2 separate regions of the Homo sapiens genome follow, and region 2 is linked to region 1. A link is an interaction called in ENCODE POLR2A ChIA-PET data of the cell type or tissue named here. Cell type or tissue: B cell. All regions are shown on one strand. Each heading gives the region's core, and the rest is flanking DNA. Links, peaks and the distances in the headings are about the cores only.

Region 1 (4,378 bases), core at 252-4,251:
ACCTGTGTGCACCACCATGCCTGGCTAGTTTTTTTATTTTTATTTTTTGGTAGAGATGGGGTTTCACCATGTTGGCCAGGCTGGTCTCAAACTCCTCACCTCGAGTGATACACCAGCCTCAGCCTCCTAAAGTGCTGGGATTATAAACATGAGCCACTGTGCCCAGCCAGAAATATAATTTTTAAAATTTCAGTTTTGATTGTTTATGTCTAGCATATAGGAATGCAATTGGTTTTTGTATGTTGACTTGTTTCCTGCATTGATACAAGGCAAGATAACCTTGATGAACTGTTGATTTTGTTGTTGTTTTGAGATGGAGTTTCGCTCTTGTCGCCCAGGCTGGAGTGCCAATGGCACGATCTTGGGTCACTGCAACCTCTGCCTCCCGGGTTCAAGTGATTCTCCTGCCTCAGCCTCCCAAGTAGCTGGGATTACAGGCGCCCGCCACCACGCCTGGCTAATTTTTGTATTTTTAGTGGAGACAGGGTTTCACCATATTGGCCAGGCTAGTCTCAAACTCCTGACCTCAAGTAATCTGCCCGCCTCAGCCTCCTGAAGTGCTGGGATTACAAGTGTGAGTCACTGTACCTGGCCTATAATAGTTTTTTAATGTGTTTCTTAGTGTTTTTTTTTAAACACAGGTCATGTCATCTGCAAATCGTGATAGTTTTACTTCTAAGTTGAGTATCTTTTATTTCTCTTTGCTTAATTGTTCTGCCTAGAACCCTAAGTATAATGTTCAATGATTAAAGCAGACATTGTTTTTTTTGAGATAGAACCATGCCCTGTTGCCCAGGCTGCAGTAGCTGGGACCACAGGCATGCCACCATGCTGAGCTAATTTTTTAATTTTTTGTAGAGACAGGGTCTTGCTATGTTGATGAGGCTGGTCTCTTAACTTGTGGGCTCAAGCCATCCTCCTGCTTTGGTCTCCCAAAATACTGGGATTATAGGTGTGAGCCAGTGTGCCCAGCCTTTTTTTTTTTTTTTTTTTGGAGACAGGGTCTTGCTCTGTTGCCCAGTTGCCTAGGCTGAAGTTCATCGGCATGATCATAGCTCATGGCAGTCTCAAACACACTCAAGCTATCCTCCTGCCTCAGCCTCTTGAGTAGCTGGGACTGTAGGTGCTCACCAGTGTGCCTTACTTTTTTTTTTTTTTTTTTTTTTTTTTTTGAGATGAAGTCTTACTCTGGCACCCAGGCCGGAGTGCAGTGGCACAATCTCAGCTCACTGCAATCTCCACCTCCTGAGTTCAAGTGATTCTCCTGCCTCAGCTTCTGGATTAGGTGGGATTATAGTCACACGCCACCACGCCGAGCTAATTTTTGTGTTTTTAGTGGAGATGGGGTTTTACCATGTTGGCCAGGCTGGTCTCGAACTCCTGACCTCAGGTGATCAGCCCACGACGGCCTTCTATCCTGTAGACACAGGATGCCATGTCTTGTCTCTACAAAAAAAAAAATACGTTGCATAGGATGGTCTCAAATTCCTGACCTCAAGTGATCCTCCTGCCTTGGCCTCCCAAAGTGTTGGGATTACAGGGGTGAGCCACTGCGCCCAGCTGAAAGGAAACATTCTTGTCTTGCTCCTTGTCGAAAGGAGAAAGCATTCAGTCTTGTACCTTTAAACATGATGTTAGCTTATTAGTTATGGGATTTTTGTAGAAGTCCTTTATCAGGTTGAGGCATTTGGTATTTAAAAAATCTTAACCTAGTTAACATAGTGAGATCCTATCTTATAAGGAATAAAAAGTAAATTAAATTAGCCAGGTGTGCTGGCACACCCCTGTGGTCCCAGCTGCACAGGAAGCTGAGGTGGGAGGGTTGTTTGAGCCAAGGAGGATGAGGCTGTGGTGAGCTACGATCATGCCACTGCACCCTAGCCTGGGTGACAGAGCGAGACCTTGTCTCAAAAAAGAAAAAAAACTTGTAGGTAAATTATAATATGTAGTCAAGAAAAGCAATTATCTAAATTGATGTTTAAAGAACTAGGATACATGACTATATTATTGATACTGAAATTTCACCATGGAGAATGAGATTTGTATATTTATATAGTTGTTTTTTTTTTTTTTTTGAGACAGAATTCCCCTCTTGTTGCCCAGGCTGGAATGCAGTGGTGCGATCTCAGCTCACTGCAACCTCCGCCTCCCGGGTTCAAGTGATTGTCCTGCCTCAGTCTCCTGAGTAGCAGGGATTACAGGCATGCGCTACCACGCCCGGCTAATGTTTGTATTTTTAGTAGAGACAGGGTTTCACCATGTTGGCCAGGATAGTCTCCAACTCCTCACGTCAAATGATCCACCTGCCTCAGCTTCCCAAAGTGCTGGGATTACAGGCATGAGCCACTGTGCCCAGTCTATGTTTCTCTCTATAGAAAAAAAAACCATTTTTTCCCTATATTTTTCTAAAAAAAATTCCTCTATATTTTTATTTTTTGTATTTATTGATCATTCTTGGGTGTTTCTTGGAGAGGGGGATGTGGCAGGGTCATAGGATAATAGTGGAGAGAAGGTCAGCAGATAAACACATGAACAAAGGTCTCTGGTTTTCCTAGGCAGAGGTCCCTGTGGCCTTCCGCAGTGTTTGTGTCCCTGGGTACTTGAGATTAGGGAGTGGTGATGACTCTTAACAAGCATGCTGCCTTCAAGCATCTTTTTAACAAAGCACATCTTGCACTGCCCTTAATCCATTTAACCCTGAGTTGACACAGCACATGTTTCAGAGAGCACGGGGTTGGGGGTAAGGTTATAGATTAACAGCATCCCAAGGCAGAAGAATTTTTCTTAGTACAGAACAAAATGGAGTCTCCTATGTCTACTTCTTTCTACACAGGCACAGTAACAACCTGATCTCTCTTTCTTTTCCCCACATTTCCCCCTTTTCTTTTTGACAAAACCGCCATCGTCATCATGGCCTGTTCTCGTTGGTCGCTGTCTCTTCGGAGCTGTTGGGTACACCTCCCAGATGGGGCGGCCGGGCAGAGGCACTCCTCACTCCTAGATGGGGCGGCCAGGCAGAGGCACTCCTCACTCCTAGATGGGGCGGCCAGGCAGAGGCGCTCCTCACATCCCAGACGATAGGCAGCCGGGCAGAGGCGCTCCCCACTTCCCAGACGGGGTGGCGGCCGGGCAGAGGCACTCCTCACTTCCCAGACGGGGAGGCCGGGCAGAGGCACTCCTCACTTCCCAGACGGGGCGGCCGGGCAGAGGCACTCCCCATTTCCCAGACGGGGTGGCGGCCGGCAGAGGCGCTCCTCACATCCCAGATGGGCCGGCCGGGCAGAGGCACTCCTCACTTTCCAGATGGGGCGGCCGGGCAGAGGCGCTCCTCACTTCCCATTCGGGGCGGCCGGGCAGAGGCGCTCCTCACTTCCCAGACAGGGCGGCCGGGCAGAGGCACTCCTCACTTTCCAGACAGGGCGGCCGGGCAGAGGCACTCCTCACTTCCCAGACGGGGCGGCCGGGCAGAGGCACTCCTCACTTCCCAGACGGGGCGGCCGGGCAGAGGCGCTCCTCACTTCCCAGACGGGGCGGCCGGGCAGAGGCGCTCCTCACTTCCTCCCAGACGGGGCGGCTGGGCAGAGGCACTCCTCACTTCCCAGATGGGGTGGCCGGGCAGAGGTGCTCCTCACATCCCAGATGGGGTGGCGGCCGGGCAGAGGCACTCCTCACTTCCTCCCAGACGGGGCAGCCGGGCAGAGGCGCTCCTCACATCCAAGACGATGGGCGGCCAGGCAGGGGCTCCTCACTTCCTAGACGGGGTGGCGGCCGGGTAGAGGCGCTCCTGACTTCCCAGACGGGGTGGCCGGGCAGAGGGGCTCCTCACATCCTAGACGATGGGCAGCCAGGCAGAGACACTGCTCACTTCTTAGATGGGGTGGCGGGCGGGCAGAGGCTGTAATCTTAGCACTTTGGGAGGCCAAGGCAGGCGGCTGGGAGGTGGAGGTTGTAGCGAGCCGAGATCATGCCACTGCACTCCAGCCTGGGCAACATTGAGCATTGAGTGAGCGAGACTCCGTCTGCAATCCCAGCACCTCGGGAGGCCGAGGCGGGCAGATCACCCGAGGCCAGGAGCTGGAGACCAGCCCGGTCAACATGGCGAAACCCGGTCTCCACCAAAAATACAAAAACCAGTCAGGAGTGGCGGTGCGTGCCTGGAATCCCAGGCACTTGGCAGGCCGAGGCAGGAGAATCACGGGAGCCTGAGGCAGGGAGGTTGCAGCGAGCCAAGATCGTGGCAGTATCAGCAACAGAGGGAGACTGAAGAAAGGAGGGAGAGGAGGAGGGGGAGGGGGAGAGGGAGAGGGCTATATTTTTAATGAGTAGTAGACAAGTTAAGAAATGCAGTTTTGCTTCTGTTAGATAGGGTTATCTTTTT
Region 2 (4,378 bases), core at 177-4,176, 130 kb after region 1:
GCCCTCTAGCAAGGGCATGGGTGGGGTAAATTAAGGTGCTACTGGACGTCCTCTCGGGGCTACAGGAATCTTCCTGGGCAGTCAGGGCTGGCTTTCTCTGCCTCTGGCCCCCGAGCTCACTGTGTGACTTCTATCCTTGCCATCAGTACCTGAGATCTGTCTGTCCCCCCCTCGGTGTCCCGGTCAGGGCTCTCACCTGAATGAAGGCACAGCCGAGCCTCTCGCCTCCCCCACTGCACAGCCCAGGCTACTAGCGTGAGCTTCCTTCCTTTCTTTCTTTCCTTCCCTCCCTCCCTCCCTGCCTGCTTGCTTGCCTTCCTTCCTTCCTTCCTTCCTTCCTTCCTTCCTTCCTTCCTTCCTTCCTTCTCTCTCTCTCTTTCTTTCTTTCGCTTTCCATGTACTTGTCCATCAAAGACAACGCCAGGTAGTGCCTGCTCAGTCCAAAGGACCTAGGATCCTTTCAACAGGGCCTGAGAGCTGGCTAGTTTGCCGTAGTCCCCACCACTCCCTGTTGCCTCACCCTGGGTCTGTTTCTCCCATTTCCATTGTTCATCTGGCTCCCATGGGTGTTTCAGAATAGGGCCAAGTGCCTTTGACTGACATCACTGAGCCTCACGTTCTGGCCCCAGTCAGTGCTCCAGCCCTTTTCTGAAGAGACACCCATGGATCCCTCCGAGGCAGGAGCTTCCCACCTCCAGGTCTCTGCCTGAAACTCCCTTCCTTCCTCTTTGTCCAGTGCTTTCCTACCTTCTCTCCAGGGCTCAGCTCCAATGTCACCTCCTCTGGAAAGAGGGTTCCCCTACCTCAACTCTCCTGGGAAACCACACATGCCATCTCACCCTCTCTGCATCTAGGGCCTGTCCTCGCTGGTGCTGGAGCTGTTGTCACAGGAGAAGCAGGCAGGAGGCTTTGTCCCCACCCCCAGACTGTGCATCCTCGGTCCATGCCGTGCAGCACAAGGCTGCTTAATGCGGGCATTAGCAACTGGGGCCTCGGGGTGGGGTGCCTACCGCTGCTGCCTCTGGGGCCACTGACGGACGGGCGTGTGAGAACACTGCCAGGGCGGACACACCTTGGTTGCAGTGGCTCGTGGGCCTGCAGGACAGCAGGCAGGTATGGGCCCACCAGCTTCATGGGCCCTGCCACTTCCCAAACCCCACTCATCCCTAGTTTCCCAGAGGCTCCTTCTGCCATGTCACAGCTTTCCCACTGGCAAGGGACGTGACCTGGCCTGGCTGCCCGCTTGGAATTAAGTTAGAAGACCTCATTCACTGACTAGCAGATTCCTGACGGGCGCTTGGTCACCAGGAACTACAGGACTTGGTCAGACAGGGCTGGGTGGATGACTCAAGCCCTGAAGTGGGAACCCCATTTGCGGTGAGCCCCAGAGCCCACTGGCTGGCCCTGCCTCTCTCAGGAGAGAACTGGCTGCCCACGTCAGCTGGAGCTGGTGCCCCTGCTCGGCAAGGGTGGGAGCAGCAAACTGGGCAACCCCCAAACCACACATCTTCTCAGGAATAGCAAGGAGGAGGGGCAAGGCGTGTGTGTGTGTGCGCATGTGTGTGTGGCATGCATGTGTGTGTGTGTGCGTGTGTGTAGGGAGGCTGGGGGCCAACGGGGGTGGCAGCTACAGAAAGGAGGGGAAGCAGATGAGTCCCCGGGGCCGGTGGCAATGGGAGGCAAGAGACCCCTGGGCAAGGAGCCTTGGACTGAACTGAGCCTGGGACGGATGCCACCTTCTTCCAAGACATGAAACGTATCCATTCAACAAATAATTATTGAGTGCCTGCTGTGTGCCAGGAACTGTTCCGGGCACCGGGATCCAGCGCAAGCAAGACAACACAGTCCCCGTCTCTGAAGCTTGCTTTCAAGTTGGGGAAACAAAGCAAAACAAAACCCAAGTGCAGCAGAGAAGGTAGAAGGGGCGGACTAAGTGCAGCAGAGAAGGTAGAAGGGGCAGACTTTCAGAAAGGGGCGGGTGAGAGGGCTCTCGAGGGAGCGGGGCTCAGGCAGGTGCCATCTGAGCAGCGCCCTGAATGCCAAGGCCAGGCTACAGAGTGTGCTTGGAAAAGGGAACAGGGGAGGCCCTAAGGCAGGAGGCAGCTGGGCTTGTTTGAGGACAGCAGGGAGGCCAGTGTGGCCTGGGCAGAGTGAGTGAGGGCGAGACGTGTTTGGTCAGACAGGAAGCAGGGGCTGGACCCCAGGGGCCTTTACAGTCGAGTCAGGAGTTGGGATTTCATTGCCAGGGCCACAGGAAGCCTTGGGGGTCATGTGCAGGGGTGTGGTGTGCTCTCCCTGCGTGAGGAGTGGGAGGGGAGGGGTGGCACTGGGCAGAGGGGAGGTGGGGAGGCTGCTGTGGGCATCCAGTGGTGTGGACTGTGGTGGACCTGCTCCACCTGGTCCACCAGGGAAATGTCAGCAAAGTTGTCGCCTCCTCCTGGAGGCCTTTCTGGATCCACACTTTTTGTCACTCAAAGCACCTGCTCCATCCCCTGAGCCTCCATCTGGGTTAATGCCACTTCAGGACCAGGGTGAGTTTGTACGCCACTTCCCTTGTTAGACCATAAACTCCCTGGGGGCAGGAGCCCAGGTCTCACCAGGATGCTGATGGAGTGTTTGTTGCGTGACTGAATGACCACCGCTTTTTCCCTCTAGAATTTCAGATCTGCCTAGGGTGGCCCCTTCACTCCTGGTCTGTGGAGAGACCCAGAGAGAGGGCAGAGCAGCCCACAGGCGGAGTGGCGGGCAGGAGAAGCCCCTGGCTCCAGGCTGCCCCCAGCCACCCGCTGGCACATGCTGCTCTTGTAGGCTCAGCCCCTTTCCTCACCTGCAGTCTGGGAGATAAGACTCGCCCGGAACTCTGAGGCCCAAGGTGGGTGTGAAAGTGCTTTCAAATGTTTTATTTTTAAAAGCACCAGAAAATATGAGGTGTGATTAATCAAGCTATTAATGAACCCATATATACTGAGCAAGGCCTCCGTCCCTGGGGGCAGGGGAGGGGTAGGGACAGGGCGTCACTCGGCCTCACTCAGCTGGGAGAGGTGGGTGCTGCTTCCCCAGGGCGGCTGCCGCCATTCCTTCCATCCTCCCAGCGGCCTGGTGGCGGGCGCCGTCCGCCCTGCAGACCACACGGCGCGGTTGAGGAACACAGCGAGGGGCCAGGGTGGCAGCCCCTTCCTCTGCTTCCCTGAGAGCTGTTCTGGATGTGAAATGGGGTGGAGGAGGAGGCTGGGGCACAGCAGCCAGCATTGCACCCCTGAGCCCTGGATGCTGGTGCCCAGCAGGCCTTGGGGAGCCCCTGGGCAGCCTCCCCATGGAGGTTTGCCCCCAGTAGGTCCACCAGGGCCTGGGTTCCCCGCTCTACAGGTGCTCGGATGTCCGGGCATGGGGAGTGCCACAGGATGACGTGCCACTTGTGCCTCTGGCTGGCATTTGAGGCCCTGCTGGCCTCGCCTCTAGGGATCCCTCCACACCGGCGGCGTCTTCGCCACGTGCAATTCTCAGGGGTTCTGCGTGTTCTGTCCCAGTTTCTGCCTCCCTCTCACTTTCTGGCTGACAGTGCCTGATTTTCTTTAAAGAATGCCTTCCCCTCAACTCCTCCCACCATGCAGGCCACGTGGTCCAGGGGCTGACCCTATCTGTGGACCCAGAGGTGGGCACGCTCCCCCTCTCCCATCCCCACCAATGGTTCCCAGAAGGACTTGCAGGCCGCCCCGTCCAATAGACGGGATTCCAGCATCTTGGTCGGGTTTTTGGGAAGGGAGACCCTCTCCCTGTGCTGAGCTTGGAGCCGTGGGCATGGAGCCCTGGAGTTGCCGGGGGCCCTCACAGGGAAGGGCCAGTCCTGCAGGCATTGTAGGCCTTCGTAAGGCTGAGGGTAAAGGCAGGCTATTCACAGGTCTGAAGCAAGAGCTTGAAGAGTGGAGACAACCAGTGCAAGGGAGAGGCCAGCTCCTCCTGCCAGCATCAGAGGCCTGGGGTCCCATGGACCTGGAGGCACAGCTAGCTCTGGATTCCCAGAGCATGAGCCAGTACATTCCTTTTTTTGGCTGAAGCTAGTTGGAGTCAGGATCTTTCCATCTCATTGGTCCACCTGCCCATCTGCTGTCTGCCTGGGTGACCACTACTCATTCTTCAAGGTCTGCTCAAACACCCCCTCCTCCAGGAAGCCTGCCCTGACCCCAGTCTGAGCTCCCACAGTCCCTTACCGAAGTCACCCCAGTGCCTTGAATATCATATTGTCACCATTTATGCATGTGTCTTCCCATATAAATTGTCAGGGCCTTGAGGGCAGGGACCACCCATCCCCACAGCCTGGTCAGGACCTGACATACAGCCAGAGAGTTTTTGTGGAATGAATGTGGAACATCATTCCCAG

Evidence for each region. ChIA-PET counts read pairs that join two places held together with the same protein. Peaks named below come from ENCODE experiments on the same cell type or tissue, not always from the same donor. Only the 100,000 strongest peaks of a DNase experiment are listed, where the experiment ranks them.
Region 2: POLR2A ChIA-PET joins it to region 1 with 5 read pairs; 2 of 35 experiments call an interaction of 5 or more read pairs at or near these places.

What each region holds. Positions count from the first base shown.
Region 1 is chr5:176,983,154-176,987,531 of GRCh38, reverse strand. The region is part of intron 1 of UIMC1 (ubiquitin interaction motif containing 1); the gene reads left to right. Among named protein-coding and RNA genes, the nearest start is that of UIMC1, 21 kb to the left of the region's middle. RefSeq lists a silencer at 2,577-2,777. In B cell, for the core only: no CTCF peak of the experiment used is centred there; a DNase peak (open chromatin) is centred at 1,831; H3K4me3 peaks cover 674 bases; H3K27ac peaks cover 1,741 bases.
Region 2 is chr5:176,854,711-176,859,088 of GRCh38, reverse strand. The region is part of intron 1 of UNC5A (unc-5 netrin receptor A); the gene reads right to left. Among named protein-coding and RNA genes, the nearest start is that of HK3, 42 kb to the left of the region's middle. RefSeq lists an enhancer at 1,076-1,577. In B cell, for the core only: no CTCF peak of the experiment used is centred there; no DNase peak of the experiment used is centred there.